2 separate regions of the Homo sapiens genome follow, and region 1 is linked to region 2. Evidence: chromatin contacts called from ENCODE Hi-C or POLR2A ChIA-PET data. All regions are on one chromosome and are shown on one strand. The core of a region is the stretch at or near the end of the contact, and the rest is flanking DNA. Distances in the headings are between cores, read along the strand shown. Region 1 overlaps GHR (growth hormone receptor). Region 2 overlaps GHR (growth hormone receptor).

Region 1 (5,193 bases), core at 141-2,640, 39 kb before region 2:
GTGTCATTAAGGAAGCAAGAGTAGGAGAATCAATGTTCTGGCAAGAATCATAATTCACCAGTTGTGTAGCAATGGCATTTAGAAACACCCCTGAATAGACAGTGCAAACACAAGTAAACATAGTACCATATACAGCAACCAAGCTATACAATTACAGGAGGTCATGCATGTAAAGGGCCTCACACAGCAGTTATTAAATATACCAAGTCTAGGGCCCTGCCCCAGATTGATAGAGTCTGAATCTCTAAGTCCCTGGTCACTCTACATTTTGGAAAGGTCCTGGGAATGTGTATGCTTACCTTGCCCTTCCATACCCCTCCCTGCCAGGTGATTCTTATGACAAGACACAAAATATATTTAGGAAACTTTTCACTATACCTTCTTGCTCTGGTCAGAATCACCATATCCTCTGCAGGGCTCTGCCTCTAGGGTTTCCCCACTATGTGCCACAATTGGTACTCATGAGGAGGCACTTGATAAAGTACATGCTGATTGATTGATCTCAATGTCACAAGCATCACAAAGTTATATTGATGAAGCCAGGTTGCTGAGGCTTTGGGCAGAAATACCCTTCAGGGATCAATTCTCAAAGAAGCAGGTGAGACGTGTGATGTCCTTAGCAGCCAGGCCCCCTCCTTTTGCTCTGTGGTTGGATACTACTCAGTGGGTCCTCAGGCAGCAATCCTCTTTTTGGTCATGGCTACCCCTTGGCATACTGAGTCCACCAGGCCTGAGTGCAGTGACATTTCTAAGCTGGAATATCTTTTGTGGCTCAGTGAATTAATTACATTCCTATCCATAGTTTTTCCTGAACCAAAGTGTATTATCTCGTACATGTTATGACTCTTGGCAGCTCTAAAGAAGCCTGTGTAATCTAAACAGGAAATCTCTGAGCCCTTCCAAGAGACAGTATTACCTCCCCACATCTCCATGAGGGAGTGTATTTCTTCTCTACTTGAACAGTAAATCATACAGCATATTACATGAGCTAGAGAATTTAAACAAATAAAACAGGAACTGTGAAATGGTGCTGGTGGTTTCAAACACTTTTTAATGCTTTACAGTAAAATAGTAGATAACAAACTTGGAAGATAAACCAGTGTCATTTAAAAAAGCACATGTTTAAATACATCTGCAGTAGCCACATTTTGCTGTAAATGTATTTTGAGAATAGCAGGGGTTCAGCAAGAATCAATGCGCAATGATAAAGACCTTCTTTTCTCACAGGTCCTATCTCTGGCTTAGAGGGACAAATGTGGAAGTTTCCTAACAACTTCAAGCTTCACATATTTATTTCCTGTCTAGCAGTGTTCTGCTTGGTGAGTTTTTCATAAACATCCTCCTGACATAAGCTTGTGCATGTGCTGAGATATCCGCTTGCAATTACAGACAGATACTAGAGTTTGGCTTTTCAAATGCAGTCCCTAGCATAATAAGGCCAGTTAAAGGTGCAGTAGTGACGTCCAGGGAACACATTGGTGGTGGTGTTTTCACAAAGAATACTGAAAGGAACAGGCAATATGAATGCTGGCTCTCAGCTGGCCTGTATCTTCCTTCTGCAAAGCTTCCCAGTAATTCCTCCAGCTTTTCCTTCCTACTGTTACAAGAGCAGCAAAACATCCTGCCCAGCTAGCCACCCCAAAAGCTGCTTTTCGTTATGGAGAACAGCAGAGGTGTCAATACCAGGCCATAATCAGTAAGAGAGTTTGCTATGCCATGGGATAACAGGAGCGCAGATTAATCACAGCAATGCTAAAAGGAATAAATAGAATCACATTTTGGCACTGGGCCAATATTAATCCTAGGTAGGCCAGCCAGGAACATATGACTGAAATTGGAAGGATATTCAAACAGAATATTGGAAGGTGAGATGGAGATGTAAGGGAGAATGACAGAAGTGACTATCTCTTCCCTTATAATGTTATCATAGATCTTTTTAAGACTTGTGAATTCACTCATTCAAAATAGTAGTGAGGAGGTTGATTTAATTAAGTCTGGAGCTCAGCTGGTGACTCATAGGTAGCGTGCTGGAGCCACCTTCTCTTCCCAGTTCTGTGTTCAGTTGCATCACGTTATCAACTTTAAATCAACAACAGTGGGTATATTTACACCAAAAAAAATTAGCAAGTCCAACAAATGAAGAATTCCTACCTTCTAGTCCTGTGTAGAACCATCCACCTTTCATGGTCAATCTGTGTCTTCTTTAGGAAGCAATTTTTCTTTCTCCTAGTTGGGATCCATCTCTACATTCTTTTTGCTTCCACAACACCAATTTTGTTTTTAATATCTGGACAATGGCACTTATTATTCCATGTCTGATATGTTAGTTATCTAACTGCCCAATGAATAATAAGCTTGAAGTCTGAAGGTAAGGATCATGGCTTATTCTCCTTTTGATCCATCACAGCATTAGCATAGTTCCTTAAATATAGGGAGTGCTCAATACATATTTGTAAAATTACTAAATATTTAACTTTCAAAAAATGTTGTGAGGCATTATGATTTTACTTATAATATTACTTTGAATTTACCATATATTTTGAGTTCTCTGAAGTCTCAATTTGCACAAAAGAAGATTCTAAAGTACATCATCAGATCCTATAACAAGTGTCCTTTTGGAACCATGAATGCTCAAATTTGAGGCAAAGTCAACATATTTTAACTAGATTTATGACATCTAGTCCCTTGCTAGTGTTTGATAAGGGAAAAAATAATAAAAATAAGATTAATTTCTTCCACTCACTGTCACCCGCGTGAATGCATTTGTCTGGTTTTGCATGCAGCAGCATGTTTGTCTTTGGATACTGACATATGTGGTGCTCGTTGCTTGGTACTTGTTTACTAGGCTGATACTGGTAGTAGTGACTCTTAAATCACAGGAATTAGTTGTTTTGGCAAATTCATAGATCTTGTTCAGACCAGGTGCAATTCAGCATGTCAGAGGTGTCCTAAGAAAGCATATACTTTGGCAGAGGTTTTAAGGTGTATTTTTCCCTCTATGGGCAAAGGCATCTTTCATAAACAGGTTGGTCTGGGCTCCTGCCACTCTGTGTCTCGTTTCCAAGCTCACTCTTCAATTTCCATCCAACATTTCTTGAATAAATTTCGTTCTCTTGGAAGTAGGTATTTCAGAGCTAGAAAAAGTAATCCTGAGTTAGAGTTGCTGTGTGTGAGTACTTACAATGTGCCAGGCACTGTCCTAGTTGCTGGGCATTCAATGGCAAAAACAGCAGATGGAATTCTGCCTTCCTGGGCCCATGTTCTAGTGTGTACGGGGATGAACACATAAGGAAATAGATGTGTATTATAATGTCAGGCAGCTGGGAAGATGTGGGGAGAGTGGCTGTTATAGATCTGAAGGTATGGTAATGAGCCACACAGATGTTTTGTGGAAGAACATTCCAGGCAATATGAAGCAAGAATATAGGCCCTGAAATGGGTTTGAGGAGTAGAAGGGAGGTATGTGTGGCAGGAGTAGAGAGAGTGAGAGAAGAATAGAAGGATTTGAGGTTGTGGAGGTGCAAGAGGCCAGATGTTGCAGGGTCTTGCAGCCTGGAAATAAACTTATGAACTGTTCACCATGTCAGATTCCATGAAATAGACCCCAGTGAGCTGGAATTGCTATTGCTATTCCCCTTATGATGTATCTTTTCCACTGCAATCCTTTATTGTCATAGTTGGGAATTGGGAGGTCTTGGGGATGGGTCCTTAAGCTATGTGGTATGTGGCTTTAATTCACTAATTAACTTTATTCCATGGTACTTGATCTGGATTACAGGCACAGACCAGAGGGCCATTTGTTTTTTCAAGACATATTATTGAGCACTTATTATGTGCAAGGCACTATACTAGGCACTGGGATATGGTTGTAAACAGACTAATGCTGGCCCCAGGGTTCATTTCTCTCCATTCCCTTAAATGGACCTTTGCCCCAGACCAACATGTCTGCTTGGGTCTTTGTCTACCTTACACCATTATCCTTGCTTTCTCCAGAATAGGGGGAAGATCAGAGCCAATTCCCATCTATAAAGTAGAAATAATATTTCAAAAAAATGAAATAATGTATGTGAAGTACTGAGCAGAATGCCTGGCACATAGTAAGTTAAGTGCTTCTGATTACGATTGCCTGTGAATTAATGGTATTTATTATATATGTCACTCATCTGATAGTTAATTATGTCTTATGCTGTATCTTGCATTATTTGCTTTGCATACATTTATGCTGTCGCTCCCTCAATTAGATTGTAAGTCTGTTGAAAGGAGCAACCTCATTTTATTTTTTCCAACTCTGCACACAGCAGGCTCTCAATAAATATCTGTAATATGTTTACTCTCTGACCTTTTATTCTAACAATCTCTTTTTAAATTAATTAGCAGTCTTAGCAGAAAAATGCATACATTTTACGGATTTATCTGTCACTTTTGTATGTAGTAAAAATGAAAACTTTGATGCAGCTCCCCTCACATACTTGAATCAAACATTTTAGATTCACTTTCTAAAGGTCAATTTTGGAAAGGAATTGTTGACACTCTCTTTTGGCCAACATGGAAGTGGTTCCAGAAACTATTTTGCAGTAGAAAATGGAAGCTCTACTAGCAAGCAAATGTAGATGGATATGGTGACAGTTTACCTAGACATGTCCCTGGGCAGTAAAAAGTAGCTACCTGATGCTTAGTTTTTTGAACTTTGCCCTTTTTTTGTTGTGCCTTCTGAAGTTCTCGGCTCTATTGAGAAGTATCCTTTATGGGTATTGAACTTTAAATCTAAATCTAACTTCAGTTAAAATTTTTAAAATGGACAATTAAATGAGAGTCAAAACGGTAATCAAATCACACAACATTGTTTAAAGTGGAAAATTATACCAGGTATGAAAAAGAAAAGTTTCATAGCTATAGGGCAGGCAATGCCTTAAAAGTCTAGAATATAAATTTTGTTTCCTTGTTTGAATTCTATTTAATGTGATGACAATATGACATAAAGAAAAAAGTCAAAAGTCTCATTGATAACCCATACACGGCCACTCCACTGGCCATAGATGTCTTGCACAGTGTGTCTTTGTGTCAGCCTGAAGGGGCAACCTGCCCCATATGCTTTTTGGCAGAACAAGGACACTGTATGGCTTTAAGTATTCCCTGATCGAATGTGGGAAAAGAAGCAGTTAGCCAAGTTCTGAACACAGTATTTATTGTGCT
Region 2 (5,169 bases), core at 2,493-4,992:
CTGAGTATTTTATGCATCTTAAAATAAAAATATTCCTTGGAATCCTGAAACTTCAAGGGGGTTAAAATTTGGGAGATTAAGTTTTCTTTAAAAATTTTTGATTCAAAACAAGTAATCTATGACAAAAATAACAAACTTTAAAAAACGTGCAGCAAAAAGTGTGTGGCTGTACTTCTTAAATCCTGCTCATCAGTGCTTAGCTGCAGAAAGAAAACACAGGAGGTTTTTTGGAACATTCCAGGTGTGGAGATTGGATAGCAGCTGGCTGCCTGGAGCTCAGCCTTTAGCTATCTAGTCAGACATGCCCTACATCCTAAAACTCAAATTCACACACATAAAATAAGATGTCATTATTTACACAGGACTATTTGTTTTATAAAAGGCTTAATCTAGGGTCCTTTTACCTGTAACAGTTTAGTGTTTGTCTATAGGCTATTTATGAACCAGAAAAACTACAAGAAAGAAAACCCAATGGAAGGAATCCTCTGAGCTGAGTATCAGAAAGGAGGGCAAAACATCATTCATGCAAGCCAGTGGAAAACCAGATCCTACCAATAGCTATTTAATTTTAATTAACATGATTTTTATCTGACTATTCAGGGGCTTAAACTATTGCACAAATCAAGGTTCAGCTCATACAGCTGAAAGGATACCTCATCCTTGAGGAATCCTTTGGACAAGCCTGCTCAATTGAGGCACAACTGACGTTCATAGAACTGTATTTACCTGGCCAAGGTAACAAAATTTTTAAATGGTCAGAGAACAGGGAACTGGAATCCAGATCCTAAGTATTACTCTTTCCGCTCTTTACCAGTCATGCAGAGAATGAAGGGTATGTCTGAGACTGAAAGCAAATTTGCTTACTATAGAGAGCTGTATTTTCTACCATCAAAGAGAAAGAAGGCAGTTCTGTACATGCACGTGTGTGTGTGTGTGTGTGTGTGTGTGTGTATACATTCTAGTTAAGAAGCTGAATAATCTGTATGAGTGTTCTAACAGCAATAATGATATGCAATACTAAGAAAAGAAAAATCAGCCAAATGAAATCTTAGATTGTTTATGATACTTAAGGAAAAATATATTTATAACACATCACTTACCATGATATTAACAATCAAGGATAAAATTATGAAAAACCACTACACAAAAAGGGTTAATAATTGTGCAGAATGCTGTGGGGGAAGACACACACATACACAAAACACACACACGGTTTATGTCGGTGTTTGGAGTACGAGTTCTGCCCTATTGGTTAACATAGATAACTATTTAGTTTCTTCAAAGCTTGAGGGAGTATACGGCATCTGCCCTGTGAAATCTAGTCTCAACTTTGCATCAGTGCTGTGGCTTTTGCTGTCTTTTCCTCCCACCCAAACTTACCTGCATTCCTGCCATGTTCCTCTGCTAAAAGGAGTAATTGGAGATTATGCAGAGACACACTGATTATTAAACATTCATTTAAAAAAAAGCTGAATGACTTTTGCTATAAATTTAGTACCTCGAGCCTTAATAACATTTACCATGCAAGTTATTATTTATTACTTCACGGAAGACTAAATAATCACTAAACACCAAAGAAGCACATTAAAAAAAATACATAAGGGTTTTCCATCAGCCAGACCTGAGTTCTAGTGCTAGCTTTTCCACTTGCTTTGTGACATACTACAATCTTCTTAAACTCTCTTAACTTCAGTGTCTCCTGGAAAAAAGAAGACTACTAACGGACCGCAAAGAGACTTGGAGGAACAGTAGGAGAACACAGTGTCCTTTACATTGTCAATTTTCAGTTCATGTGAATTCCTTTCACCTGGTGACTGGAAGCTTCTAAACTGTAAGAATTTATATATATATATATATATCTTTATTTAAAGATATATATATCTTTATTTTTTGCAAGATTTGGAAAATTCAAAGGTTAGGGAAGGCAGGAAAGAACCACCTTCTTTTGCAAGAAGAAGAATTTGGGTAAATGACAAAAGAAGAAAATGAGGGACAAAGAAACAAAAATATCCCAAGGGTAATGTTTTCCAGGTAGATTTTTGAAACCTTTAAAAAGCCCTTGAATAAATGCCAGGGTCTTTACAAAGTTCTGCTCTAAATGTAACTTGTGTGCAAATAGTGTCCAAACAGCTGGAGGCCATCCTAACGATTTCTGGCATAGCTGTAGTCTGTAGACATCATGCTGGGGACCTGCGCTGACTTGTGTGAACTGGCCAGCTCAAACTGGTCACTTTCCTGCTGTTCCCAGTTAAATATTTTGCTGCTTGTCAGCACTTCCACTAGAGGGCAGCAGGTGGAAAGAAGATGTCAAAATAGATTAATGCCGATGTTTGGCAATAGCAATTGTCAAGGTGGAACGCAAAGTAATGGGGGTGCAAGGGCCTAGTTGACTGAATGGAAAAGGTAAGATCTTGAGTAATTAGTGGGTTTCCATTTCTAAGTGAAGACAGAAATGGGAGAGGAGAAGGAGTTTAATGTCAGTAGAAAGCTGAAGCAAGGCTTCCCAAACTGGTTAATCTTCAGACTCATGTTTGGAGGTTTAGTCAAACAAACAAGCACACCTAACACAGAAAACACTCCAGAGCATCATTCTGTTGCAGGATTCTTCAGGTCTTGCTTTTCCAGCTGGAAACTTTTGTGTTTCCTTTTTGTGGCTGGTGGCACATTTGCCCAAGTTTTGCTCGGGCCCAATGGGCTTGTTCTGCCAACGGCCTGGTAGGCTATGCTCGGGTTGCGCTACCAGCCTGGACCCCATGCCTGCCAAGGGCAAGCCAGGCGTGGAGCAATGAGGGATACGTGAGTGGGTAAGCATGGGGTTCAGCCACTGTGTACAGCCAGGTACACCAGCTGCCGTGGTGGGGTGAGCAGCTCCAGGCACCAGCACAGGCACCAGCTCCATGCAAGCCTGCGGCTGCATCTGATGTACGCAAATGGCTTCCACCGTGGGCAACTGCATCTGGACGAGGGGAATGTGGTGACGCCTGGGAGCATGGAGATGACAGAAACCGCAGAGCCCCCAAAGAGGGTGTCACACAGGTCTGGGCTCCCCAAAGGGCTGTAGCTCTTCTGTTCTTGTCACCTACAATGTGGTGGGCAGGGAAGGCATGTCTCAGCCCTGTTCGTGTTACAGCTCTTTCAGTCCTGCTATTAAGTGGGTCCTGAGTTCTTGTCCCACATCCAGGAAGAATGAGATACACAGACAACTGGAAGGTGAGCAAGGTGAAGAAATACTTTACTGAGTGACAGTACAGTTCTCAGGAGACCTGAAGTGGGTAGCTCTTATCCATAGGCAGGTCATCCCGACATCTGCCCGAGTTTGGATAAGTCCAGGGATTTTATGAGATCAGAAGGGAGGAAGGGTGTGCTTATTGGTCCATGGGTGGCTATGGGAAGGCCTGGATAAAGCACCATAAGTTCTCACTCCCAGCCAAGGACTCCACCTGGAACTGATAGCTCAGCCACAAGGCTTCCGGCCATCCCTGGCTTGAAGGTGGAGCTTCACTGGGGACTGGCCTCTTTCTGCCCAGGAGCCTGTCTGCCTTCTGCCACCATCTACATGTCATCCACAGCACCCAGGCTGTTCATGCCAAGGGGCGCCTGCAGGCCTGCGCTGAACCACCCCTTAGTGCCCTCTCAGTCTCCCTCCCATGCTGGTTGGTGTCCAAAGTCCAGAGAGTGCCTATGTGCCAGGGGGCTGGTGTGTCAGCACTGCTCCGAGTGTGTGCACACCTGACCAGGTCATGACAGCATCCAGGCTTGGCCATGACTTTGCTTCACCCCGGAGCGGGTGCTGGGTGCAGGTGCAGGGAGAGGCCAGGGAGTGATAGCAGGCACTTCCAAGCCTGCAGGAGCAGGGGGTGCTTCCTGGGCCCCCGAGAGCACGGGGATGCCCAGGTCTAGAGGCACAGATGGGCAGCTGCAACTGTGCCTGAAGAGCACTGGGCTTCAGACCTGCCAACTCAGAAGGGTCAGGCTTCCCACCTGGCAGCTCTGTGGAGGGCACAACCACAGCCGCACCTCCCCCACTACAGCCGGCATCTTCACAGCAGCGGCTCCAGATGGGCCGCTGCTGCCATCAATTCCAGATCTTCCACATCAGAATCTCTATGTATGAGGCTTCAGAATTTGTATTTTTCAGAAAACTTCCAGCTTATTCTAAGGAACAGCCACAGTTGGTCTAATACAGGACCTCTGAGGTCCCTTCCAACTTTCAGAAGACCAACTTCACTAACATAATATATGCTTAATGCAACCTTCAAATTAATGGCAAACTTGTCTATTCCACTAGCAACCTGTCTCTAGAGAAAGAAAGGGCAGAGGTAACTAAGATTTCTACAGTGTGGACTGCAACTTACAGTTTTCACAATTCCATAACAGACACAATCTCTCTTAACCGTTTAATCCTCACAACAAGCTTGCAAGTAGGAAAATTCTAAAACTCCACTGACAGTTGGAAAAGCAAGTTCCAGTGAGGCTGCCTTAGGGTGGTGAGTCCAGAAGCCATGACTTTTGACTGGAGTTTATTCCTCTCCATCATAATGTGCAGTGCCTTTTCAATTCCGTTCTGACTCTGGACTTATAAACAATCTTTTAATCAAACAATTTAGAGGAGCTCTAAGAATGATGGCCAAGTCCAAGTTATGTGCAGAATAAGAATGGAAACAAGCATAAGAAAGAGATTTGTAATGGCAATCAAGAGACGCATCCTCATCTTTTCTGCTGGTGCTGCAGGAAGCAGAAGGAAAATACTCAGTGGTAATTTTCAAGGAATACGAAAGATGAATGAAGGTGGGTGAGGAGTCAGGGGCCACGCTTCTGCCACTGGAGAGAGGAGAGTGATTTTATAAGGGTCTTGTCTGAACATAATTCATAAACTTCAAAATCTTCTTTCTGCTGAGGACCACTCTGCAGTGAGGGAATAAGCAGGTATTTCCTATTTTGTCATGTTTCAAACAGATTTTCAAATAAATTTTTTCAACTAAAACACTTGCTGTTAAATGCCAACCGATTGAGAAAAACACACTAGAGAAGGAGGTTGTGTGTCTTGGTCCTACCTCTGACAGTAACTGCTTGAAATCTTGGCTACATCGTTTAATTCTCTGGGCCTCGGCTTCCTCATCAGTAAACAGTGAGGACTGGTCCTGAGGCTTCTAGCCAGAGAGATCACAA

What was found. A loop is a pair of places that touch in the nucleus more often than their neighbours do. ChIA-PET counts read pairs that join two places held with the same protein, here RNA polymerase II (POLR2A). Pooled maps may share reads with other maps.
Region 1: a loop to region 2 is called in a map of B cell, with 2.6 times the contacts of the local background. The contact joins two enhancer-like sites. A Hi-C loop is called at or near these places in 4 of 168 maps with a recorded cell type or tissue (B cell, heart left ventricle, heart right ventricle and 1 more) and 1 of 50 pooled maps. POLR2A ChIA-PET finds 5 or more read pairs at or near these places in 5 of 52 experiments (BJ, Caco-2, MCF 10A and 2 more).

Annotation. Positions count from the first base shown.
Region 1 is chr5:42,617,593-42,622,785 of GRCh38, reverse strand. All of the region lies in intron 2 of GHR (growth hormone receptor), which reads right to left. Among named protein-coding and RNA genes, the nearest start is that of CCDC152, 140 kb to the left of the region's middle. Within about 2 kb of position 1,390, at least 4 of the 41 ENCODE cell types and tissues checked have a DNase peak (open chromatin) inside an H3K27ac peak, as active enhancers do.
Region 2 is chr5:42,580,569-42,585,737 of GRCh38, reverse strand. All of the region lies in intron 2 of GHR (growth hormone receptor), which reads right to left. Among named protein-coding and RNA genes, the nearest start is that of GHR, 160 kb to the right of the region's middle. Within about 2 kb of position 3,742, at least 2 of the 41 ENCODE cell types and tissues checked have a DNase peak (open chromatin) inside an H3K27ac peak, as active enhancers do.